2 separate regions of the Homo sapiens genome follow, and region 1 is linked to region 2. A link is a loop called in an ENCODE intact Hi-C map of the cell type or tissue named here. Cell type or tissue: MCF 10A. All regions are shown on one strand. Links, peaks and the distances in the headings refer to the core of each region. The heading gives the core; the rest is flanking DNA.

Region 1 (5,386 bases), core at 280-5,279, 510 kb before region 2:
TGTTCAGAAAAGAGATGAGCCCTCCATTCTTCACACCTTCCCCCATGTTTGACATTTACACTCTGTTAATAAATCCAGAGAGGACAGTAGGAAAGAATACTCAGGATATTCAGGATGTTTCTTATATTGAGAAATTTGTAATGCAAAGGACCATTGGAGCGTGCAAGGGTGCAACGCTGCTGACATGTCAGACCACGGAGTTTGCTGGGTTGTTTCCTATTCTTTCTTTTCACAGATCTGTCTCCACCATGAAACATTATTATCATTACCAGCATGCCATGACTTTGAACCTAAGGCCTTAAATTTGCTCTCCATGTGCTATGCATTAATAAAATTGATATACTGTCTATGTACTGAGTACAGTGAGGGTTAATTAAAATACGTAAAGTACTTCGAGGCCTTTTCCTTAAAGATGTGAGCTGAGTGCATTATTATTACTATAAATACAAATTGAAAAATACAATCACATTCTCCCTGTAGACATCTGTACTGGAGATTTTTGCTTCCAATTCTACAGTGCTCATGATAAGGTGATAACATAAGCAATCTAGCAGCAAAATTTATTTTTATCTGCATTCTGGAACAAAGATTTAACCTCTTGAGGAACAACCCAAAGTTAAAACGTATATAAATTTTTTCCACATGTCACTCCGTGGAGTTTAATTCAGATAGCAGATTTTTTTTCATCCCTTCAATTTCACAAAGGCAGGGATAAATCAAGATAGATACAAGGTCTCTTTTGTACCAAATATATTTTATTATCTAATCTTAAACCCTGGAAGATGATTTGTACCAATGCCCAACAAGTTAGTCCAACTCCAAAAGACTCTGTGCATGCTGAGACGAATTGGAAATGCAATGTCATAGGAGAAAATAATAATAAAAAAATTGAAATCCAGAAACTAATCAAAATTAAATACCTTTAAAGGTAATAAGACCCAGTTTTTATGATTTGGTTAAAAATTAGGTAACATTATCAGAGTGATTTGGAGCAAATTGCTTAGTCTCTGTAAGTCTCATTTTCCACATCCTACCTTATTCATGTGAAAATGGATCAAGGAAATGCTTGCCATGGAGCCCAAGGGCAGATGATCAATAATTGGTAGCTATTACTGGGGAAGCAGTTTATGATGGTGGTTATTATGTTAGGTCCTGAAGTCAGACTGCCCATATTTGAATATAGGCTGTGACATTTACAAATTGTGTGATCCTAGGGTGGTTACTTAATACTCTTTGCCTCCTTTTTCTATTCTCTAAACTGAAATAATAATATTGCCTATTTCATATGATGAGGAAATTTTATGAGGTAGCATGTTGACAGAGCTGGAGCAATGCCTGAGTCACAATAAGCATTCACATAATGTCAGATGTCACTATTATTATCATTGCCATCATCACATCACAAATGCAAGTTTTTAGGATATAAAAGCTATGATATTCCATACAATGGAATACTATTCATCAATAAAAATTAACGAACTAGTATACAACAGTGTGGAAAGCAAAACTATAGGAACAAAAAATAGATCAGTAGTTGTCAGGGGCTGGGGATGGAGAGAGAGATTGACTATAAAGGGGTAGCACAAATTTTAGGGGTGACAGAATTGCTCTGTGTTTTGATTGTGGTGGTGGTTACAAGACTGAAAGCCTTTGTCAAAATTCACAGTAATCTACCCCAAACAGAGTGAATTTTATCTTATGTAAGTAAATTTAGAAAGGCAACTAAAAAAAAGTGAAATATGCAATTTCTATTGCCCAAGAACTTCATTCAACTCAAAAAGAGTCTTTACTAGACAAGTCTTTAGATTTAAATTTCTAAAAATTAGCATATAATAACATGTAAGGTTGGTGCTGGAGAAGAAAACTCTCTACTAAATATAGCTTCAGCACTTTCCTAAATCATTTGTAATTGAGTTGTTGACTATTTAGCCTTTAAATACCAGACCATAGCTCCTTAATGGAGCCCTTTGTTCTCCCCAGCGTCTTACAGTGGGACTGAAGTATTCAATTTTTAGAGGCGGTGGATCTATTTATTACTTGGGTTGTGGTGATGGTAACAGGAGTAAAATTTACATATGTCTAAACTCACCAAATGGGATACATTAATTATGTGCAGTGTTTTGTATGCTAATTATATCTTAATAAAGCTTGGGGAGGGGGAAATCTTTTAGGTTAGAAGGCCTCTCAGATTATGGCATTTCATGTACTTACTGAATTAGCCATTTTTAATATAGGAGTTCCTAAATTACTAACATTTCCAAAAGTGATATTTGATGGCAAAAGTAATATCCTTGTGAAGTATTAAGTGATTTTTATGAAAAAGTCAAATGAGCTGACAGAGCATAATAATTACATTGTCAAAGAATACAAGATTCCGCTTTCTCAAAGCCATCTATATTGCCTGGTTTTGGATGCACAGGCTGTCATCAAGATGGTAAGATTTATTTCTCCTCTAATTGCACCATGGCAGCCGGTATTACACGCAAGATATCTAGGGTGCCCATTGTTCAGAAGTGTGCAAAATCCATGGCATTGCTTATGTACGTGGTTATGTACACAATTAAGAGAATGGCTTGCATGCTGATGGAACTGAAAAATAGAGCTTGTATGAAGTCCTGGGGTGGTGCTGTTCAAATGTTTTAAAATATTTTTAAAAACTGTGATTTATTCATCAGCAGGAAGATTAAAAGCATTTTCCTTCCACAATAGTATGTTCCAGACTCTAAGCTCAGAGGAACTGCTCACCAGAGATGTTTGTCCTTTTTTGTGGAATTTCTGTGGTTTACTTTCTTATGCATTAAGTATGGAGTATGCATTATTAACCCATTATGGGTATATCAAAGTCTGTTTGTGGCCTATTCATATAACCTTGGAAATTTCACACATAAATCATTAGAGAAACGCAATGATCTAATGCTTAGGACCAGGGAGCACAGTCAATAGTTGGCATTGTTCTTTCGAGCTGCTATGTGTGTCATTGGAGGACAACCTGGCTGATCTGCATTTACTCTAACACCTCAAATGCTCATTTCTTTTCAATATCATGTATTTAATGGAATTTACGGGACACCTATGGGGACTACCTTGCTTTTGGCTAAAAACTTGACGCCAACACACAGCAACATATATGTCTCACTCAGTTCTGATGATGCTTTAGAATAGTGCTGGTGAACTAATATTTGTGCTTATGGAAAATTAGAGGACAAAACAAAACCCTAAACTGTGAAGTGACATGCTGAATTGAAATTAATTAGATGCGTCAGTGGGTGGCACCGTAGAGCTTAGTTATTCAGAGTGCAGTTTTCAGCATCGGCTTTCCTAAGTCTGAATCTGAGCTTTGCTGATAACTAGTTGCATGTCTGTGAGTCAGTTAGTTAAGCTACTGTTTCTTCATCTGTAAAATTAGGATTATATTACCTGCTTCATCAGCTACTGTATAAATTAAATGCAATTATCTGAGTAAAGTGTCTGGCATTGCTCTAATTAAGGCTGTGAATGGCACCCTAACTGAAGAATCCTATCACTTACGAAGGCTTCATCACTTTAACACTCATTTGCACCTTGCAGTGTTGAATACTTTTTCTTTCCTCAATCATACTTCGGTAGGCTCTCCCAAATTTTTCACCTATCTCCCATTCATCGTCCTCATCTTGACTTCTAAATGTGTTTCTTTCTCATGCTCTTCTTCTTTTCCATCTTAAATGCTGTTGCTCTCCGGAGCTCACTCTGGATTCTCTTCTCTTCTACCTACTCTCCTTGAGGGGGTCTCATTTACAGTGACACTTCGTGTAATATTAACTCATATACTACTCAGTCAGAGGTCTATATCTATAGCCCACAGCTCTCTCCCTAGAGACCAGTGTCCTCAACTATCTACTGGGCACCTTCACCTAGGGTCTTGAAGTTATCTCCACCACAATGAGTTTGACTAACCCATCCCAAAAACACAACAGATTGCACTGTCTTCTATCTTACTTTCTTTACTGTCTGCCATTTTCACCCAGCCAGTGATGGAAGCCATTAACTTGAGAATCATACTCAATTTCTCTGCTCATCGCCCTCCACATCTAGTCAGTTATAGAGCAGAGCTGATACAACCTCCAGATAGATCTCAATCCCGCCCTCTCCTTCTGAAAATCCTCTCCCAGCTGCCTCCACATCACATCCTCCTAATATCAGTGACCCCTGCAGCCACTTCTCAGTCTCCACTCAAGTAATTTTGTGGAATCTCTCATTATTTTTATGTTGCAAGAAACTTCTAATGGAGTCTCTGTTTCCTAATATTGCCCTTCTCTCTCGGTTTCCTTCTGCAGGAGAACCACTGATTCAAAGATCTTTCTGAAGTTCCTACTTAAAATACTTCAAAGACTTCCAGTAGTCTTTAGGATGAAGAGGAAAAAAATTCCCTTATATTGTGGGCCCTGCAATCCCATAAACTTCCTGACTGAACAGCTAATGTTTTCCTTCTATTTGTAGTTACAGTGCATAATATAGACTGTAATTTGGTTTGGCTCTGTGTCCCCACACAAATCTCATCTCAAGTTGCAATCCCCCGGTGTCAAGGGAAGGGTCTGGTGGGAGATAAATGGATCATAAGGACGGTTCCCCCATGCTGTTCTCATGATAGTGAGTGGGTTCTCACAAGAGCTGATGGTTTTAAAAGTGTGTGGCAGTCTCCGCTTTGCTCTCTCTCTCTCCTGCCACCTTGTGAAGAAGGTACTTGCTTCTCCTTTGCCCTCTGCCATGATTGTAAGTTCCCTGAGGCTTCCCCAGCCATATGGAACTGGGAGTCAATTAAACCTCTTTCCTTTATAAATTACTAAGTCTCAGGTAGCATCTTTATAGCAGTGTGAAAATGGACTAACACAGACTGGGTCCAAAATAAACATTTTGATGATTCCTAGAGAATGAATGTCAACCTCTTCAATTAATTCCCTGCCTCTCAAAATTCCACAATAAGAGTCCTTTACTCCAGTTGTAGAAAACTGCTTGCAAGTCTCTTACACTCCTTGCTACTTTTTCATTCCATGTCTTTGCATGTTCTATATCCTCATTTATTCAACTTTGTACTATATCTTGGGGACTTAAGGAGTGAAAAAGATAAACACGGTTTTTGTCCTTGGAAACATAATAGTTTAGTAGGAAAAAAATTAAACAGGTATTTAAAATATAAGTGGAAATAGTATTGTAAGTTTCCTGTAGATCTGGTTAAAAAAGGAGAAAAATGATCATAAAGAAATAAGTAACTCTCATGTTTATTCCAAGAACTATGATAAACCCAACAAAAATGATAAAGATTTTTAGCAACTGACTTAGATGTCTGTGAAATATTATTGGGTAAAAAAACTAGCTTACTAAACACATGCTTTTCTATCCTTTATCCACC
Region 2 (5,386 bases), core at 114-5,113:
TACTACATTCAATAGCCTTAGTAGACTTACTGCAAAAGCCACCTATCCAAAGCCTGACCCACACTTGTCTCTACTGGACTTGTAAGTATAAATGTGTGCACATGTACACACACACACAATCTGACAAAACATTGTCATTTAAGTGAACATTTGGTTTGCCAAAGATGCATAATCTCTCCGTCAGGCCAAAATATTTCAGGATTAATAATTTGCAGCTTAGTATAACAGTATCTATTTCTAGTCCAAAAGTTTTGTTTCCCAGTGCTTATAATATTTGATGCACTTAAAGCCAGCAACTCTGAGTTAACTACCAAAAGAAGGGAAACATTTTTTAAGTTTAGATTTAAGTGAGATGCTTATTTTAGTGGTGATGTGTTAATAGTATTGAATATTTTACTGATATTAAAAGATATGATTGTTAACGTAGGCAGTGAAGTCAAATGTCTCCAGGAGCTGGATAAAATCTCTACTGCAGTTACCTCAATAAAATTCTACAGAACGACATAAAGCAGAACCCTTTGTCCTAAGGTAACATACTAGAGCTGTGTGGATGTTCTCAGGACAGGACTATCAATGCTAAATGCCGTTATGATTTGCCTCAATACAATCTATAAGTATGTACAACAGAATTCCCAAGGAGTAAATGTGTTGTAAACTGTCCAAAACTGTTATTTTAAAAGCTAATAATGGGAATACAGTGTCATGTCTCTGGGAAGGTTTCTTGCAATTGCATTACAAACTAAGGTATGGTGACTGATACTGAGCTGGATAATCAGTGCATATTTCAAAGAGCAAACTCGCAATTTCCAGATCTAACTTCTATTTACTTATGTGTTCCATTTTTACCCACTTTTGATTACCGTGTTCTCACTGCCTGTTCTGTGGTAGCCTCGACAACTTTTAAATGGTCTTTAATCACCAAAGCTGTTGTTTTACTATTTGTCACTAAGTTTCCAGGTTCACTTTAAGTTGATACTTCTGATAGGTTAAAGAGTTTCAGATTTATTCACTCAAACAAAAAAACTTCCTGACATGGCCGGGGAAAAAAAAAAAAAAAAAAAAAAAAATGACTAGCTGTCAGCCCTGCTACTTTGTCTTGCAAAAGCTCACCACACACCCACTCTCCCTCCCCAGGCTCAGCCTCCTGGAATCTTAATCCCCTTCTTCATATGGAAAAGTCTTTATTTCAGGTTTCACTAGAGGTGGTCAGGCAATGAAGAGTGAACAGGGAGTTGTAGTCCCTTGGATATTGATGTTTCCAGGACTAAATCACATTGGAGAACAATCAATTCACAAGCTGTAAAGCCCCAGCTTTAATCACTTTCTCTCTCAGAAAGATGGTGCCTGCTCTCCATGTAACTTCCATCTCCTCAGTGCCAGAGACAGGGACCACACTAGAAGGCAGTGATTGTCCACTGAGATTTTGTCCCCTTTAAATTAACCTAGACATTTGTCATCACAGACAGGAGCCCCCAGAGTAAGCTTACAGCAAGTGAAGTGGGAATCCTTGAGGGCAATGTCAGCCTGCCCTACAACGTTAACCCTTTCACCACCGCATACTATGCACTTATTTAACACCCTACTCTGCCTGGTCTTCAGCTTCACAAGCCATATTGACAGAAACCAGGGATTTACATTCTTACTTGAAAGCTGTTTTTTTCCAGGTTTGGAGCTTAGAGATGAAGATGGGAGTTCCAGGAGGACTGAGGCCCATCTTGGAGATGAAATACTTCCTGGCGAAGGCAAGCATAGCCTTTATTTTGCACACTTCAAGTCAGAAGCCTCAAATCACCTTCTGCCCTTGACCCTCCAAGCCCACTTTCACACTCCCTCCCCGCTTCGCTCCCCGACCCCACCCCATCACCACTCTGCTACTCGCAACGCTGCCTGGTCGCACCCAGGAACCATCTTTGTGGGTGGGGTTCCTCGTCTCCGCGGACAGGCTGCTAGTGAGCCGCAGCTCCTCCATCCGGAAGCCAGGGATCTTCATCTTGCCGCGGAGTTCCATGCTGCCGTCGCCCCCAGTCTTCAGGGACTTTGCGCTCCCGCAGGCTCCTGCTCACCTCTCCCATCGTTGGGCGCTGGTGGCACCCCAGGAGGAGAGAGGAGCAGCAGGAGCCCGGTCTCGCAGTGCCGGCACGGACAGTACTCTGGGGGTCTGGGCCGCGTGCCACGAGGAGCAGAGGAGCCACCGGAGCCGCTTCCGCAGACGCCCTGACACGGAGGACCCAGAGCGCCGCGCCGCGCCGCCGAGGAACGCGCTCACCGGCGCCAAATTTTCCCATCCCGGGAGCGAGGGCGGCGGCGAAGGGTCCGGGACCCGAGGTGGCGGCGCGGGGCTCTGCGCGGGCGGCTGTGGGTGCTGGAGCTCAGGACCCTAACTTTAGCGAAGTCGGGCCGCGGCGGGGCGGGTGGAGGCGGCGTGGGCAGGGGCTGCCGCAGGTGCGGAGTGAGGCGCCGCCACACGGGCGGGGGCAGGAGTCTCAGGAACTCGGCAGCCGCCAGCAGAGCCCGGTGCGGGACCGGGAGCTGCCGGGGCCTCAGCTCCGCTCTCCCCACAGCTCTCCGTGGCTGCAGGTTGAGGTCGAACTGCAAGCGCCACGGACCCTGCCTGCTGTTTACTGCGTTTTCACTGGAGACTCCAGCAAATGTCCTGGAGAGGAGAGGGATTCCTGCTCTGTCCATTTTAGTCTCTACATTGGCACCTTGGTGTAAACCCACAGCAGAGGCTGCGTGTCCTGGCTGAGAAACACAGAAGGGCAGCGGGGACGGAGGTGGGGCCGTGTGCAGATGAAGTATGTTTATGAAGTACATGATTGTGAGCGTCAGCGTATGTGTGTTTAGGGTTTTTCCCATCAGTCTCCAGCTTTGCTCCCTTTTCTTGACCTTCTGTAGCACTCACTCTGCCCAAAGCCAGTCTTGCGTAATCCCATTTGAAAGAGCACTTTGTTACTAGCCATATTCTAAATGTTTTGTGAGCCTACACTATGGCTTTAGAAAAAAAAACCACACACACCACACTAGGGGAAAAGAAAGGAACTCAAAACTGTGGCTTGGGAACATTTTCATTTGGAGCACACCAATTAGTCCCAGGGTTTAGCTCTAAACCCAAGATTCCGTAGGAAATCGGACATCTATTGGAGACTTATCTACTACGTTTGTTATATGACTGTTAAACCAATTCATTGACCTGTATCACATTCCCCACCTCAACCCTTGAAGCAGCTGGCATGCCGTCTGAAATCTTGGAATAAACTTTGCATATGGTTAGCAATCTTCTATTTGTGTATGAAGGTGCTCACCACTAATATGCTGTGAGTTCCTGAGAATCACCACACTTGGTTGCTTAAAGTTTGAAAATGACCAAGTTGTAACTGAGGAACTTTTCTACAAATTAAGGAACAGTACGTTCCAAGTGTCAACGTCACGAAGTTCTTTCATGACTTAGGAACTGTCCCAGATTGAAGGAGATTTAGGAGTAAGAAAATACATCCTATGATCCTGAATTAGATCCTAGTCCAACAAAAGGACATTAGGTCAATTGGCAAAAGTTGACTAAGGTGTGTAGAATGGTCATATCATAACTTTTTAATTTCCTACTAGTTTTGAAGTTGAACTGTGGTTGTGTCAGATGTTTGTGGAAGCAGAATATAAGGTATGTAAGAAATTTTAAAAATAGTCTTTTTTAAATGACAATAGAAAATTTGGTCTGATAAACATAAAAGGATTGGATTAAATGACCTGGAAAATCTTTTGAGCCTAAAATTCAATTGTATTACAAAAATATGTGCCAAGCCAGGTCCCCTGCTGCTGGCTAGTATAAAGTTCAAGTGGAGATTTTAGGAAGGAAAAGGAAATTTGAAAATTTCAAATTATTTTTTTAAGCTTAAACCTTTTCCAGTAGATAGTTTTATTTCAGAAGGATGAAATGTCTTCAGATTCCTTTGCGGTCTTTACAAAACTAATAACACTCTTGTATGTATTAGTCAACAATCAAATATCCAAAAGATAACAGCTGTAACAAAATAGTAAAAATTCTAGTGTGTGTGTGCACGGACACATAACTCATTTCCTTCATGGTAACTTCATTAAAATTCTCAATCTGTGATCGGACCACTTTGAAGAGTAGCTGTTAATAAGTCAGCTTTTACTAACTTGTAATGGGAAAGTTTTATACGCAAGCTTTCATAAAATATGCTTTTGGAAGATAAATTTCATTCCATAGACCATTCTAAGACACAAAAGCAAATGCCAGCAGATCAACTATCTCAGCCTTTAAATTTCAGTGCTTCCATGAAGCACAGTGTCCTAAATGGTAAGCTGGCTAGTTCAGTCATGAAAAGAACATGGAATATGCCTCCAAAAATACCTTTACTACCCAAGAGTAAGGGCTTATCTTTGGAAAATAAACCTGCACCCTACTAACAAAGCAGTATTTTGGCCAGTTGTGTTGTATAGATGGGAGAAAGTAATCTGGGATTCTCGTGGCATCCCAAATCACAAATGCTACTCATTAGCCCAGAAGAGCTGTTTCTCATTTCACAAAAGCTTCACAGATTTGCAGAATTACTTGTTAATGTCTTTTTGTAAGCCTTACTTCTTTTTATGTCAGGATAAGTGTGTGAGAATTACACTATGTGGAGTAATTACTCCATGGGTAGGAATCCAGATTAATGTATCAAAGTACAGATAGATCCCTATGCAAAAATAGAACTGGAAAAAAGCAATGAAATTTAAGGGTAATCACTAATGATTTTGAAATAATGTTCTTAATATTTTAGGTCTACATTATTTATAATCATTGTAGCATGCTAGCAAAATGGATATGTAGACAATTCCCAGAAAAAAATTAGCAAAATGCAGGTGTTTTGCTTTGCTTCCCTCCACATAAATGCTACTTCTTCATCCTGCCAAATATACATCCCTACACCTACACTGAAGAGGTAGTCCAAGAGACTCATTAATGGGAATTCACTGAAGTTGAGCATTTCTTTTACCATGTTTTAAAAAATTTTAGGATAGGTGTAGAGTTATAGAAAAATTGTGATAATACAATAGAGAGTGCTCAGACTCTTGAGAAGGTAGCTGCTCAGTGAGAGGGCAATCTTAAGAGATCTGAGGCTGCTTCCCACCTTACATCAATTGTCATTTGGCAACTCAAGGTCACTCAAATTACGGCCTGTTGCTTTCCCTGCCTGGAGCACCAGAGCAGCAGCTCAAATATTTTGCCCAGAATGAGAAACAGGATATAGAACAGAGAGCTCCTTTTATACCTGTATACCCCAAAGGATGAGATTGAAAAAGTTCAACCCTGAGAGCACTCAGCACAACAGTGAAAGCGACGGTGAAAAGCAACTGGGAAATTGATTCATTGCTAAATGATAGG

Evidence for each region. Hi-C counts contacts between places; a loop is a spot of excess contacts. Peaks named below come from ENCODE experiments on the same cell type or tissue, not always from the same donor. Only the 100,000 strongest peaks of a DNase experiment are listed, where the experiment ranks them.
Region 1: it touches region 2 in a loop (8-fold over the local background); 1 of 110 quality-filtered maps calls a loop at or near these places.

The regions. Positions count from the first base shown.
Region 1 is chr10:107,406,457-107,411,842 of GRCh38, forward strand. No RefSeq gene overlaps it. Among named protein-coding and RNA genes, the nearest start is that of SORCS1, 240 kb to the left of the region's middle. In MCF 10A, for the core only: a CTCF peak has its summit at 3,243 (motif pointing right); a DNase peak (open chromatin) is centred at 3,285.
Region 2 is chr10:107,912,604-107,917,989 of GRCh38, forward strand. All of the region lies in intron 4 of LINC01435 (long intergenic non-protein coding RNA 1435), which reads right to left. Among named protein-coding and RNA genes, the nearest start is that of LINC01435, 150 kb to the right of the region's middle. In MCF 10A, for the core only: no CTCF peak of the experiment used is centred there; a DNase peak (open chromatin) is centred at 2,808.